2 separate regions of the Homo sapiens genome follow, and region 2 is linked to region 1. A link is an interaction called in ENCODE POLR2A ChIA-PET data of the cell type or tissue named here. Cell type or tissue: Panc1. All regions are shown on one strand. Each heading gives the region's core, and the rest is flanking DNA. Links, peaks and the distances in the headings are about the cores only.

The links. ChIA-PET counts read pairs that join two places held together with the same protein. Peaks named below come from ENCODE experiments on the same cell type or tissue, not always from the same donor. Only the 100,000 strongest peaks of a DNase experiment are listed, where the experiment ranks them.
Region 2: POLR2A ChIA-PET joins it to region 1 with 5 read pairs; 2 of 35 experiments call an interaction of 5 or more read pairs at or near these places.

Annotation. Positions count from the first base shown.
Region 1 is chr15:29,040,918-29,048,549 of GRCh38, forward strand. The region is part of intron 3 of APBA2 (amyloid beta precursor protein binding family A member 2); the gene reads left to right. Among named protein-coding and RNA genes, the nearest start is that of APBA2, 160 kb to the left of the region's middle. In Panc1, for the core only: no CTCF peak of the experiment used is centred there; no DNase peak of the experiment used is centred there.
Region 2 is chr15:28,893,928-28,901,559 of GRCh38, forward strand. All of the region lies in intron 1 of APBA2 (amyloid beta precursor protein binding family A member 2), which reads left to right. Among named protein-coding and RNA genes, the nearest start is that of APBA2, 12 kb to the left of the region's middle. RefSeq lists enhancers at 2,423-2,983, 6,542-7,095 and a silencer at 5,592-5,783. In Panc1, for the core only: no CTCF peak of the experiment used is centred there; a DNase peak (open chromatin) is centred at 3,233.

The sequences.
Region 1 (7,632 bases), core at 1,035-6,034:
TGTTGAAATTATCAAAGACTTTAAAGTGACTGTTATAACCATGTTCCATGAGGTAAAAGATGGACAGTTCTGAAATTAACAGAAACATAGAAATTCGCAGCAGGGCAATATGAAAAAAAAAAGAAAAAAATAGGAATTTTAGAATGAAGTAAAAATATTACTGGATGAGTTCAAAAGCAAATGTATATGACAGAAGAAAGAATCTAAGTTAGCTCTAAGTAGATCAATAGAAATTATCCTGAATAAAAGAAAAATGAGTTTAAGAAATGAGTAGGCCAGGTGTGATGGCTCATGCCTGTAGTCTCAGCACTTTGGGAGGCCAAGGTGGGAGGATCATTGAGCCAGGAGTTTAAGATCGGCATGGGCAATATGGTAAGACCTCTTCTCTACTAAATAAATAAGTAAATAAATAAAATTTTGCTGAGCCTGGTGGCACACACCTGTAGTGCCATCTACTCAGAAGGCTGAGGCAGGAGGATCACTTGATCCCCAGAGGTTGAGGCTGCAGTGAGCCATATTTGTGCCACTTTACTCCAGCCTGGGTGACAGAGCAAGACCCTGTCTCAGAAAAAAAAAAAAAAAAGCAATTATTAAAAAAAGGTATCATTTACAATAGCATCCCCCCAAAAAAGAAAGAACTACATATAAATAAGAAAATATACAAGATCCGTATGCTGGAGACTAAAGAATACTGATGAGAGAAATCAAAGACCCAACTCATGGAAAGATATATTTATATTTTGGAAGATTCAGTATAGTTGTGAATTCTCCCCAAATCGACCTATAGATTCATTGCAATCCCAATCAAATTTCCAGCAGGATTTAAAAAACTAGATATTGATAATGGGATTCTAAAATTTATATAGAAAAATAAGGGATCAATAGTGGAAACAATGGTTAGATCCCTGGTGAAAAAATATTCCTGATTACATGCGGGAGAATTTCCCAGAAGATGAAAAACAAGGGAACTCTGAACTTTGAATAAAGGGCACATGATCCTTATGGACTTTCTTAGTTCTCTAGGGCTGCTGTAAGAAGTCCACAGACTGGGTGGCATAAACAACAGAAGCTTACTGTCTCAGTTCTGGAGGCTGGAAGTCCCAGATTGAGGTGTCCTCAGGACTGGTGCCTCATGAGGGCTGTGAGGGAAAGTCTGTCCCATGCGTCTCCGTTTGCTTGTGGTGGTTTGCTGGCGATCTTTGATGTTCCCTAGTTTAGAGCCCTGCCTTCATCCTGTTTGTGTGACTGTCTCCACAATTCCCCTCTTTAGAGGACACCAGTCCTATTGGGTTAGGGCCTACGCAAATTACTGTATGTCAACTAATTATATCTGCAGTAATCCCCTTCCTCTCTCTCTCTCGCTGTCTCTTCTTTTCTTTCTTTCCTCACTGTGTTGCCAGGCTGGAGTGCAGTGGCCCGATCTCAGCTCACTGCAACCTCTGCCTCCCGAGTTTAAGAGAGTCTCCTGCCTCAGCCTCCTGAGTAGCTGGGACTACAAGTGCATGCCACCACGTGTATTTTTAGTAGAGACAGGGTTTCACTGTGTTAGCCAGGATGGTCTCAGTCTCCTGACCTTGTGATCCGCCCGCCTCGGCCTCCCAAAGTGCTGGGATTACAGGAGTGAGCCACCACACCCAGCTGCAGTGATCCTATTTCTAAACAAAGTATATTCTGAGGTACAGGGGATGAGAACTTAAACATATGAATTTTGAGGGGACATAATTCAGCCATAACACGGATGTGGCTTATTTTAAATCTACACAGTACTGTATGCACTTGGAAATGACTAGAAAAATGTGAAAATCACAGGGCAACAAGCAGAAGCAGACTTTTCCCCCTCGAGTCTTGTGGCCGCTTCTCTGGGGGTGACAGATTTCTTTGTCTCTGAGGATGGATCTGGTAGAGGGTGTATTTAGCAGTGTACTTCTTTGCACGGGGTCCTGGCAGCTGCAGAAGCTGCGCCCCTTTCTCCAGCATGTTAAGAAAAAGGTCAGTGCTGGTAACGTTCTGTGTTCAGTTGCCCTCTTATCTGGACCCTCGCTTTTCCCCTAAAGGCATCCAGGAGCAAACATGACATGCAGAGGTAGACTTTGCCAAGGCACCGCTATTTCCAGAAGTTCTTGTGGGAGAGAGTTGACTTCTTACTGTTAGACGTAACCCAGGAAGAACAGCAAATACCGGCCAGGCCAGAAGTGCACACAGTTACTCTGTTCCTGTTACGGCATTAATGCTGCTTTCAGGCGTGGACTACATTGTGAGATATTGAAAATGCCATTTCCTGGAGACTAGTATTGATGATGAAGGTCTGACAGCAATTTTAATGATGTTTAAAGGGCAGATCATCGCCCTTTGCGTATTTCGAGATGAGGATGCAGTGGGGCAGATGTCTCAGCATATTGAATGCCCAGAAGGAAGAAGTTAGGCCCAACATTAACCCCAAGCCTCTTCCAAGGGCTGCTGAGACTTAACACCCTTCCCACCGCAGAAATGTCACCTGACAGGTATGGCTGCCCAAGGCTTCCTGGGCTTTTTTATGCTTGTCTTTTTTATGTTATTTGTCTGTAGAAGTACTATAGCCAGGAATGACTAGAGGAAGGAAATAGGTACCATTGTCCCATCACTCGAAGGCAGCCCTTGCTAACGTCTTAATGCATTTCTTCACAGTTGATTCTGTGTTTATTTGTTGTGAATAAATCATAACAATACATATTACATGCTAAGCCTTTTGTAAATATTTCAGATGCCACAAAATTGTCTTGTGGAAGTGCTAACACTGATTTATCTAGGATCCTGTTATTGAAGGTTTAGTGTGTGCTCAATATTTTTGTCCATTTCACTGCCGTTTTCCAAAGAGAACACATCCCTTTGTGACCCTAAGCTAGGTTAGAGAGCCTTGCTTGACAGTGTTGGATATCAGTATTGTTTTTGGAAGATTAATTTATTAGTGTCCTTTCAGAGCTTGCGGTTGCCTGTGATCTTGAAGTGAAATACTTATTCGGTGACTTTTGTCTGGAATGCTTGGGCTGATTATACAAGCATTCTCCAGGACTGTTCAAACCCACATCATGTATAGTGTATAGTGAAAGCAACTAAATTATATTTGAAAGGAACAAAATAATATTATCTTTACAACATGTGAGACCAAATGGGGGACAAGATTGGTGTCAGGAACAATTTGGCTGAGTCTGTTTCTCATTTGTATGATACGTTTTCACCCAGCCTGTATTGTGGTCACTGAATAGCTATTTTTCATCTGGTCTGCTATATTACTAGCTCTTCTAAGCACCAGCTAATGCTATTTTCCCGTGCAAAAGAAAAACATGGTTTAGAATAAGGACACTGGAGCTCTTTATTGTTGACAATGAGCCTTTATTTCTCACATCTAATTAGAATGTTTCAGGAGGCGAGTGGTGAGCACGGTGTCGGGGGCCGCATTAGCTATTGATTTATGTGCTGTTATAGAATTAATTGAGTCTGGACATGGAGACTCATTTTCTTGGACATGTAGCAGGTAATCATGCTTCTCCTGTACATTTGAATTGCTTTCCAGATGGTGTGTTGTACAGGATTTATCTTTAATATGATTGACTAGAAGCAAAGGACCTGAGTGTGTTTGCATACATGCTCTGCAATGCAAAGCCCCCAGCCCCCACTGTAGAGATGGTTAACTCTCTCCTGGCCACACCCCCCCTGGGCTCATATGGGGACCTGGGCCTTGGATTGACACTGTATGCAGCAAAGACAGCGTCAAAGGGTCCTGGATAAAGGCTCTGGGAGGGGAGAAAAGGCCTATAGTATATTCTGAGGGAAACAGAATAAACAGCATTACTTATTATGCAAAACCAGGACATAATGTGGGTTCAGCAGGGGAATAGTTAGTGTCTTAGTCAGCTCAGGCTGCTATATCAAAAAACACCATAGACTTGGTGGCTCCAACAGCAGACATTTATTTCTCACAGCTCTGGAGGCTGGGAAGTCTGTGATCAAGGTATGGGCAGATTCAGTGTCTGCTGAGGTCTGTCTGCTTTCTGGTTCATAGGTGGCCATCTTCTTTCTGTGTCCACACATGGTGAAAGGGGCAAGGCAGCTCTCTGGGGTCTTTTTCTTCTTTCTTTTTTCCTTCCTTCCTTCCTCTCTCCCTCCCTCCCTCCTTCTCTCTCTCTCTCTCTCTCTCTCTCTCTCTCTCGTCTCGCACTGTCACCTGGGCTGGAGTGCAATGGCGTGATCTCGGCTCACTGCAACCTCCGCCTCCCAGGTTCGAGTGATTCTCTTTGCCTCAGCCTCCCAAGTAGCTGGGATTACAGGTGCACGCCACCATGCCTGGCTAATTTTTTTTTTTTTTTTTTGTATTTTTAGTAGAGATGGGATTTCACAATGTTGGCCAGGCTGGTCTCAAACTCAAGACCATGTGATCTGCCAGCCTCGGCCTCCCAAAGTGTTGGGATTACAGGCATGAGCCACCACGCCCGGCCTGGGGTCTCTTTCATAAGGGCACAGTCCCACTCATGAGCTCCACCCTCATGACCTCATCACTCCCCAAAGACCCCACCTCCTAATGCCATCACACTGGGGGTCAGGATTTCTACATGTGAATTTTGGGGGCGATGCAAACATTCAGTCTGTAGTGGTCAGATGATATCTATTCAGCTGGGAAATAGGATGTAGCCATTAAAATGATACCTATGGAGAGCTTGTGTTGCTTACCGCATGTTAAAAGAGAACAACATGGATTTGTGTTTACAGTAAGGTCTCGGCTATGCAAAAGAGATGCACAGATAAAAGACTGGAAAGAAAGAAACCACCAAACAAACACTGGCTTTCTATGGGTGGAACAACTGTGAGTGGGCATCCATTCCTCTCTATATTTCCTATTAAGAACACAGAGCAAAACAGATTGTAGTCCTTGTTGCTGGGAAGTAATGTGCCCTCAGAAACAGTCACCCTCTGAGTACAGAAGTCTGCCCACATCAGTTTCACAAATGATGTGCTAGATGATTAGTCATATCTCCGGCTCTCTCCTGCCCTCCTACAGGGCAGCTGTCCCCATATAACAGTTGTATCCCTAGAAGGAGTATGCAGTTAAAGTAATTGGAGATTCTTTGACCAGACGTTTTGAGAGTCTGGCAGCCCGGAAAGGTGGGATTTGGCAGCTATGTGGGACCTTCCTTCAGGCACTAAAGGGCTTCCTGAAAAAGTTGCTTACACATTGAGGTGTGTTAAATGGAATTCTTTATCATAAGGCTGCAAACTGCTTCTGTGCAAAAGGCAATGTGTTAGTTCCTTGCAGGAATATGCTTTTAGTGAACTCAATGAGATACCAGAAATCCAGTAGGAGAACACTTTCTTTGAAAGAACCACTTGTTTCTACCTACGTTTTTGCCCACCTTTCCTTCTCACCTCCCCTTGGCCACACCCCACTTTTGTGTCTTGGGAATTATCTGCTGTGCTCTGAATAGCCCCGTCCTGCCAGGCCACCCACCTTTGCCCTTGTTTGAAGAAGCTGGGGACAGTTGTCCTTGCTCTCCACCCCCTGGAGTAGGGGAAGAAGGCTTGGAATGTGGTGGGCCTAGGCTTCTTGGTGAGGGCCTTGTATTTGTTGACAAGGAGGTCAGATCCATTCCCTGGGCCGTCATCAGAGACCTGCAAGCATCTACTTAGGGCAGAGTTTTCAAGTGCAGTCTTTGGACCTCCAACATGAGAACCACCTGCAGCTCTAGACCTGGCCTTTGGCCCACAACCTTGGAATCTTGGGCCATGAACCTGCACACTCTCCAGGTGGGCCTTGTGCCCACCAAAGTGAGCGAATCACTGCATTGGAGGAGTGACTCTTGGCTTTTCACAAGGACCTCTCCCTGCTTTCCTCAGTCCCTCCAAGATGCACCCATATCCCACTGCAGGGATGCAATTTGCATACATAGCCAGGGACAGTGTCATCTGGCCACAGCCACTCCCAGCCACCTGTGTCAGCAGAGTTCCCCGTTCCCATCTAAGACATTCACCTCATCAGGCATCTCTCCTGGACCATTTCATTGACATTTTCCTTAACTCCCTTTATGTAGTGTTTATGGAGTTCAGGCCTGCACTGGTTGCTCTCTTCTTTAACTCGCTTCAAGCCCTGCAGGCACATACTGTCATTTTCAGTTTCCTAAGGAGGGGAAGGCCATCTCTCCATTAAATATCTTGCCCCAGGCCTCACAGTAAACAGAGGTCTGAATTGAAACAAGGACCTTCAGTCTTCATCTTTAACAGGCGGGCTCTTTGTCTTATACCAAAAGTGCCCCAGTAGGTTCCGTGTAATTCTGTGGAGTCTTTGAAGACGTGGCTGCCTTCTGGGTAGCTGCTGTGGGTCCCTTACCCTTTGCACTCATGGGAAAGAGAGCTGGATCAGAATGTCTGTGGTGTCAAACTCAGGAAAAGAGCTGCCATTAGCCAGCGCTAGCATTGTAGTCATGGTGAAAAACGGGATCATTACCAGTCCACAGCCAAGCCATATTGCAGCCTGAGGCAACAGGAAAAATCAGGAATACCAATCCTATCTTCATTTACAATTTTGATATTTTGTTCATCATGGATTTATTTTGCCTTAGTTTTGATTTCTAAAGCATTGCATTAAAATATTATTTATTTTTGATTGCTTAGGTTTTTGGGGCCTCCCTGATCTCCCCCTGGTTCAGCCATCGTAAAGTGAAAGCATTTTCATTGCAATGAGGAATAAGTCAAGGGTGCCTGTTAGTGCCATTGTTAACTCCTCAGGGAAGTGCAGGGCAGGGTAGTTAGACAAGATGACCACATGCCGGAAAGGGGAAGCAAAATGGTGACTTCTGAAAGTGACATCATTTACCTAGAAAAACATTATCAACTAAAAACTATTAGGATTTAAAAATAGCTTAGTAAAATCTATTTTTACAAAATCAATATCATTTTTTTTCTGTATGCCAACAATAACCAGGTAAATATATAAGGAAGAGATCTATTCGCAACAGCCACAGAAATATTATATTTAAGAAAAAACTTAATATGAGATGTCTACAGCTATAAAGAAAATTACAAAGCCGTTGAGAGACATTTAAGACTTCAATAAATAGGAAGATTTTTTTGGGTGAAATTGGGTAAAAAGACTCAGTATTGTAAGTATGAATAATTTCTGAGGCCGGGGCACGGTGGCTCACTCTTGTAATCCCAGCACTTTGGGAAACCGAGGTGGCTGATCACTTGAGGCAGGAGTTGGACACCAACCCGGCCAACATGGCAAAACTTCATCTCTACAAAAAATACAAAAATTAGCCGGAGGGTGATGACACATGCCTGTAATCCCAGCCACTCAGGAGGCTGAGGCACAAGAATCACTTTAACCCAGGAGGCAGAGACTGCCGTGAGCTGGGATCGTGCTACTGCACTTTAGCCTGGGCGACAGAGCGAGACCTTGTCTCAAAAGAAAAAAAAATTCCCTAAAGTAATTTATAACTTAAAGTTACTCCAGCCAAAATTTCAGTGGAATATTGGGGATACTTGGAACCACTAACTCTTAAGTTCTTTTGGGAGAATAAATGTGAAAATAGCAGGGGAAGATGACAAAATGAGAATAATGAGAGAGAACTTGCCTTATGTCGTATTAAAATATGCTCTAAATTC
Region 2 (7,632 bases), core at 851-5,850, 150 kb before region 1:
ACACCTAGAGGCAGCCTCATCTCCAACTTGCCTTGACTTCGTCTGGGGAGCTGCCGTGGGGGACCCCTGGACTGGCAGCATTCCCACCCCTCACTTTGGCAACCCTGGTCTAACTCCGTACGTGTTACTCCTTTTATCTGTCACATAGGGTGGCTTAATCTAATAGTGGAAACAAAGGGGTGCGGGACACTAACATGGTAGGTCTCACCTTGCCTGTCATTCACCTCTCAGTCCTTTGACACTCAAGGACTCTGCAGTGGTAGAACCGGGGGCAGGTACCCTTCACTTTTCTTACCCCCGAGTCCCTTTGCCTGGAGCTCTGTCCATCCATCCACCCATCTACTCAGTAGGTATTTTCTGAGCAGCTACTGTATTCCAGCTTTCTTGTTCCCAGTTTAGAGCTGGGTGGGATCAGGAGGGAGGGCATGGAGGGGGCTGCTGGAGAATGTGCAGTGGCATCAGAGCCCCATTCTGGCTCTGGGTCCAAGGCCCTCCTAGAGAGGCACAGTCTGGCAGATGTGAGAGCCCCATGGTAGGTTGGGGTGGATCATGGACCCCATCCTATAAGAGTGGGTGGGTTTACCCCTTCAGAGCCCAGGCCAGAAGAGCCCTCCAGGCAAAGGGCCAGCCTGGAATGGGGCACCCTGGGCACAGGGGGGACTATGTGGTTTGTGTAGGTTAGAGCTGGAGATGGGGGTTGGAGGGCAGTTGCTGACGATTAGGAGCTTGGTGGCCCTAGAGAGTCCTTGCTGTGGGTTGGGAGCGAAGCAGATGGGCCAATAACAACGCATAGTTTACCAAGCGAACTCTAGGAGAGTGATTTCTGCAGCTGGCTTCCCTAGCAGACAGGTCAGAGCGTGGGAGAAGGACGCCGTTAGGGGCATGTTCAGGGGTGCATCTAGAGGCGAGGGGAGGGTGCGGGGAGGTGCTGGTGGAAGATGCACTGCATGGGGTGGGGAGGGGCTCAGTAAGAACACAGGAGGGTGGCGGGGGCAGGTGTCTGGCCAAGGCAGCTCCTGCGTCATTGGGGGGCTCCAGAGCCCGCTCCCTATGTTCTGTAGGAGGCGGCTGCTGCTGCCAAGTCCCAGCCTTGCTAGTGAGGACGTTTAATTTTACCCTTTAGAGATTTACAGGATTTCTAGATTAACTTGCCCCTGTTTTTCTAAAAGAACGACAAAATCCATGACAAACCGTTCATCACATTATTAACTGGCTCACCCAGCCTTAACCTGTGCAGCTCCGCCAACTTACCCTCGGCACACAGGGAGGCCTGGGTCCCCAGGCAGCTCCAGTGTGCAGGGGTGTGGGTGACAGCGCAGGTGTGGCCTCCCTGCTGCTGGCCTCCGGTGGCTGGCCTCAGCCTGGCTGGGCACGCAGGCTGTCCTTACGGGGCTCCCAGTAGCTTTCTGGTCCTGCGTCAGGAGAGGGGACTGCACAGGGCTTGGGAAAGAGAGCGGGAGCAGCAGTGCCGCAGGATGATGGGCTCCAGAGGCCTCTGCAGCAGGGGTACTCTGGGGAGACATTCGGGTGCCTCCTGTCCATGGCCTCGATGTGCCAGGGCGCCTGCAGCTTGGACCCTCTTCCCCTTTCAGGCGGAGGGAGCTGTTCATCCTCTGGGGGCTGCTGGGCCAGAAATATCTCTTACCTGATAATGTCAGGCATCAGAGGTTCCTGTTTCGTGGGTAAGTTGCTGTATGTTTTGGGGCTGCAGTCAGTCTGTTTTTCTCACTGGCATGGCATGGGGGTGGGGGGCAGTATTCCCTCCCATGAGGCCCATGTCCACCTCATTATCTCTGTCTGCTGGGACTGCGCTGGATGCTGGCTGAGGCTGCCTTTGTTACTTTCATGCGCCATAACTGGAAAGGCCTGCTGCTTGTTAGGCTCCTTAGAATTCTGATTTGAAGGCTGGGCATGGTGGTTCATGAGGTAATCCCAGCACTTTGGGAAGCCGAGGAGGGAGGCTCGCTTAAGCCCAGGAGTTTGAGACCAGCCTGGGTAACGTAAGGAGACCCCATCTCTACAAAAAAATAGAAAAGTTAGTCGGATGTGGTGGCTCACGTGTGTGGTCCTAGCTACTCGGGAGGCTGAGGTGGGAGGATCCCTTAAGCCCAGGAAGTTGAGGCTGCAGTGAGCTGTGACTGCGTCACTCTACTCCAACCTGGGTGACAGTGAGAACCTGTCTCAAAAAAAATATCTGATTTGAAGGAGAGGGAGCTCTATTTGATGCGGGGGTTGGGGGTGGAGAGCACCTCTGTGAGTAGACCTTTCTGTCATCTTGATGGTTTTAATCAGATATCTAATATTATATTAGTAGTTCACGTCAACTGATGTCCCAAACCCACTTTCTTCTCTTCTCTTCTCTTCTCTTTTGAGACAGAGTCTCATTCTGTCGCCCAGACTGGAGTGCAGTGGCACGATCTCAGCTCACTGCAAGCTCCGCCTCCCGGGTTCACGCCATTCTCCTGCCTCAGCCTCCCCAGCAGCTGGGACTACAGGCGCCCGCCACCACCCCCGGCTAATTTTTTGTATTTTTAGTAGAGACAGGGTTTCACCGTGTTAGCCAGGATGGTCTTGATCTGCTGACCTCATGATTCGCCCACATCGGCCTCCCAAAGTGCTGGGATTACAGGCATGAGCCACCGCGCCTGGCCTCTTTCTTTATTGTGATGTAGAGAAACCAAACTCTGGTGTATTTAATCCATTGTGTTTCACAGCAGGGATCACTGCCTGGCTCGCCTGTCATGGTGTGGGGGCAGTGCCTGATTCTGGAGATGGGCTATCATTGTGCTGACTGGGTCAGCAGTGGCTGCTCCCAAAAAGTCCCATAAAACCCACCCATATTTGTAGAAATCCAAATAGAGTTTACTTCCCAGTGGTCACCCTTTTAAATACAATTAGATTTAGTTTCAAGGAAGTAACTGGAGTTATAATACATTAATTTGGGACTGATTTTTGTCCCACCCATCCAGTCCCTGACAGTGGTCCCCAAACTCTCAATCATGTTCCTTATTGGAACCTTCCAGGCTGGCATAGGCTTAGGGTCCATTACGGGTGTTCAAGGTCCAGAATTCATGTCACCTGATTGCTTGGACACAACTGGACCTCACATCTCCGGCCCTGACACCAGAAACTAGGCCTCCATCTGCCAGTGTCTTAGTGGAATCTATTTTAGCAAATGACTCATCTTAAAATAATGCACTATGTAATCAACAAGAAAATGAGAGAACACCCAGTAGGAAAATGGCAAAAGACACGACACACACACACACACACACACACACACACGTCCACTAAAGAGATGAAAAAGTACTCCACTCCATTAGTCATCAGGGAGATGCAAAATGAATTGTAAATGGGACACCATTCCACACCCACCAGAATGGCTAACATCAAAAGAGCAGAAAAAGCTGGGTGCAGTGGCTCAATGCTTGTAATCCCAGCACTTTGTGAAGCTGAGGCGGGTGGATCACCTGAGGCCAGGAGTTTGAGACCAACATGACCAACATGGTGAAACCCTTTCTCTACTGAAAATACAAAACAATTAGGTGGGCATGGTGGCGGGCGCCTATAACCCCAGCTACTCGGGAGGTTGAGGTGGGAGAATCACCTGAACCCGGGAGGTGGAGGTTGCAGTGAGCCGAGATTGCACCACTGCACTCCAGCCTGGGCAACAGAGCGAGATTCCGTCTCAAAAAAAAAAAAAAAAAAAAGAGAAAAAGAGCAGAAAATAGCAGGTGTCGGTGAGGATGTGGAACAAATGGACCTCTGATTGTTGGTCAGAGTAGACATTCGTACAACTGCTTTGGGAAGCTTTTTTGTAGAATTAACTAAAGCCAAGCTTACATATACTCTATGACCAGCAGTCTCAATCCAAATGAAATGGAGTGAAATGGGCATATGGGCATTAGTGACCTTCAAATGACATCAGGTTCTAATCCCTGAAACCTGTGAATGTTACTTTATGTGGTAGTGGTTTTGCAGATGTGTTTAAGGATTTTGTAATGAAGAGATTGTCTTGAATTATCTGGGTGGGCCCTAAATGCCATCCTCAAGGATCGTATAAGAGAGAGGCAGAGAGAGATGTGACCAAGGAGGCGGAAATTGGAGTGATGCGGCCACAGCTCAGGGAGCACCGGCAGCTGGGAGAAACTGGACAGGGCCAGGTAAAGGATTCTCCCCTGGTGCCTCTGGAGGGAATGTGGCCCTGCCAACAGCTTGATTTCAGCCCAGTGAAACTGCATGTAGACTTCTAGCCTCCAGAACTGCGAGAGAAGAAATGTGTTTTCAGCCACCCAGTTTTGTGGTCATTTGTCACAGCAACCGTTGGAAATGGATACAGCCATCAAGAGACACACAAAAGTGTCCATAGCAGCGTGATGGTAACTGCCAAAGTGCAAAGAAACCAGATGGCCATCAGCAGCAGAATAGATCAGTACCCCGAGGGTCTTCTCACAGGGCACACTGTACGGCAGGCCGAGAATGAGCACTCTGCAAATGTGGCAGCTGTGTGGATGGGGCTTGCCACGTAACGTTGAGCAAAAAACCCCAGATGCTAGAGTGTGTAATGCATGATTCTGTGTCTAGGAAGGGCAACAGACAACTGTCATGTGTGGAAATCAGGTTGCCTTCGGGAGATGGTACTGATAGGAGGCCCAGGGGGAGGGAAGCACAGCTTTTGGAGGTGCTGATGATGTCCCCTTTCCCCATCTTGGTTTGCATGGGAAGGTTCCATTTATGCTATGGAACTTTTCTGTATGTATATATTTCAAGAAAAAGTATAAAAACAGAGCAGTTCATGATCTTGGAGTTTTCAAGGTGAAATTTGAATGGAATGAGTCATGGCTTCTTCTACTGCTAGAACAATACTATCAAAATTGAGATTATACTTAATGTGAGATAATTAGATTTTGCCATTACAACAAATGCTACTAAATATTCAGATGCACACTATATTTTCTAAGTGAGATCAGGGTATGTAAACCCGAGTAGGACGCTAAGATGTATATAGATTTAATTGGTGTGGATAAGTTATCTGCAGGAAATGTATTTTTATTTCTGCATATAAAAGAAGCTGTGCTTTTAAAGAAAACTAGACACAAGTAACCAAATGTTTAAGTATCAAACGTTATGTGGTTGCAGTTGAGAGGGAAACCAAAGAGCTTTAAGAAGAGCAGTCGGGGGGAGATGTGGCGCATGGAGAACTCATCGGGGGCAGCCCCATGTCCTCGCAGCCCAGAAGTCCTGGGTGGAGGTTCTATGGCACCACCTGGCTACCTGCCTCCCCAGGCAAGGGCCCAACCCCTCAGGTCCCCAGAGGCGCCCCATCTCCTTTGCCTACGTCTCTCCCCACCTGCCTTCCCTGCCTCATCTACCTGTGAACTTCTCATTCCTCTGGACTCTACTTTGCCCCTTCCGGGTTGCCCCCAGAGCTCTTGTTCTGGCTGTGAGCCCACCAGGATAGGGCCATGTCGCTGACTTCAGAGGAGAGAGACTCTTTGTCTGACGACTGTTGACCTCGTAACCACTCAGCTTCATGGGCCACAGTGTGCTTGAGTGAGCACAGCCATGGCGTGGGTTCACCTGAGGCTTCGTGGAAGCCGTGTTGCGTTGCAGCCGGTTGGAGGCTTCCGTATGCTCAGGGCGTCGTGTGTGCCCGGCCTTGCTCTGCACAGCTCATCTGTGCATGTGAGCTCACTTCCTCCTCAGCCTCCCACAGAGGCACTGGGAGACCTTGGACTGGACACGCGTGCAGGCCTGGTCATGGCATTCCTGCAAGCGTGCTATCTGCGGGCTGTTTCCGATTCACAGGGCAAAGGGTGTAGATATGCAGAATGAGCATGTAGGGACCTTCGTGGTCGCCTCTGTGTGTTGGATCGGATAATAAAGTGAGGAATGTCTTTAAAAAAAATTCATTTAGGTAGTAATTTAGTTTTATTTTATTTTGCAAAAGTACAGATCTGTAATATACTATGAAAAAACCAGTCTTTCCCCCAAGATGCTTTGCGACACAGTGGTGTGAAGTGTGGGAGAGTGTGTCGGGAGAGATGAGGAGGCAGGGCAGGAGTGGAGGGTCGGAGAGCAGGAGGTGAGGGACCCCTGGGGGAGAGGACCTCAATGTTGTGTCAGTTCCTTTCTAGGTGAGGAGTTGGAGCCCCAGACAGGGGGACTGGGCCGTGGTCACGGGTGGCAGAAGCAGAGCCTTTGTTTGCACCAGACCTTGACCCTGCGCCCCGTGGGTCCTCCCAACCCTTCTTCCCAGCCTCCTCCGCCTGGACTCAGGCTTCTTCGGGCTCATCAGACCTGAACAGCCTGGCAGTGTGGCTGTGTGGGAATGGGTGACAGGTGCTGTTCTCCCCAGTGCAAATCACCAATGCTGGGCACCGTGCATCAGCGTCGTGGTGACGGCAGCATTGGGTGGATCTTCAGGGAATGTCGCTTGTGCCCTCTCGGGCTCTGAGGGTCCCACATGACAGAGACCAGCATCTACTGCCCTGGCCACTCACTCAGGTCACTTTATGCTTGGTGACACATCACAGTTGCTCAAACTGAAGCCTCCCTGTGGCTTTGTCATCTTCTTTCCAGCCAAGGGGGCTGTCCCGACAGACTCTCCCCATCACCTTGGCATTTTACTACTGTGGTGTGTTTGGTGACATTTGTAAATGTGGTGATTTTTTTTGCTGTGCCCTTTGTTGCTGTGGCTGCTTCTACAAATGTTAGGATAAGCTGTCGGGGGCCGCTTCCCTGCGTTTTGAGCCCTTTAGCCTGGGCGGCGCCCCTGTGTGTCCTGTTTCCCTGTCAGGATGTCCTGTCCCATCTGCAGCCTCTTCACCCTGCAGGGACTTCTCTTGTGTCTCTGTCCTGTGGCTGACTGGCTGCCTGGCAGAGAGGCAGGCACTCACTCATTTGCTCACCCCTTCACCCAGGTCCTCCTTGTAATATGTATTGTAAATTGTATATTTACAACTTACCCTTGTCCACATGCATGCGGCCCACTGCCCTGCCCCTGGCTGGGGCTGACCCCTGGATCCCAGCACCTGGCACAGCACCTGGAACTCGGTAGCTGCTCCAGGAAAGTGGTCAAATGGTTTCAACAGCTCCACACCCCGTCCCATGTCAGAGAGACTAGAGTACCAAGCCCAGCACTGTTCCGGTGGTCATTTCCAGGGATGTGCGTGAAGCAAGCTGGTGTCATGTGATGCGGTCACTCTAGAACCTCAGAAAGATTTTGTGTCTTCAGCCATACTGCAGGCACGCTTGGCTCTGTCCGGTGCTTGGGGAGCACAGTGGCTTCATCAGCCATCACCGTGGCCTGAGGATCTGAAAGGGTGTCTGAGGGGTGGGCCTGGTGGTGCTGCCCCTACCCCCAGCCCCCACCCAGCTCTGGGGTTTGGGGTTGTCTGAGCCCCGCCCCACCCTCCCAGATCCAGTGGGAGCCAGCGTGGCACGGCAGGGCCCTGTGGCTTGGGCCAGGCTCTCTCTATGGTCTCCTGGCTGGCATTTGCACTATGGAAAGCCCCTCTTCCTATGGGCCTGTCCTTGCCTTCAGCACAGCTGGGATTTGGGGTGGGTTTTCAGTATGTGGTGCTGTGTGTGGTTCAGAAGCACAGACGCATGACTTCTCTGTGCCCTGGA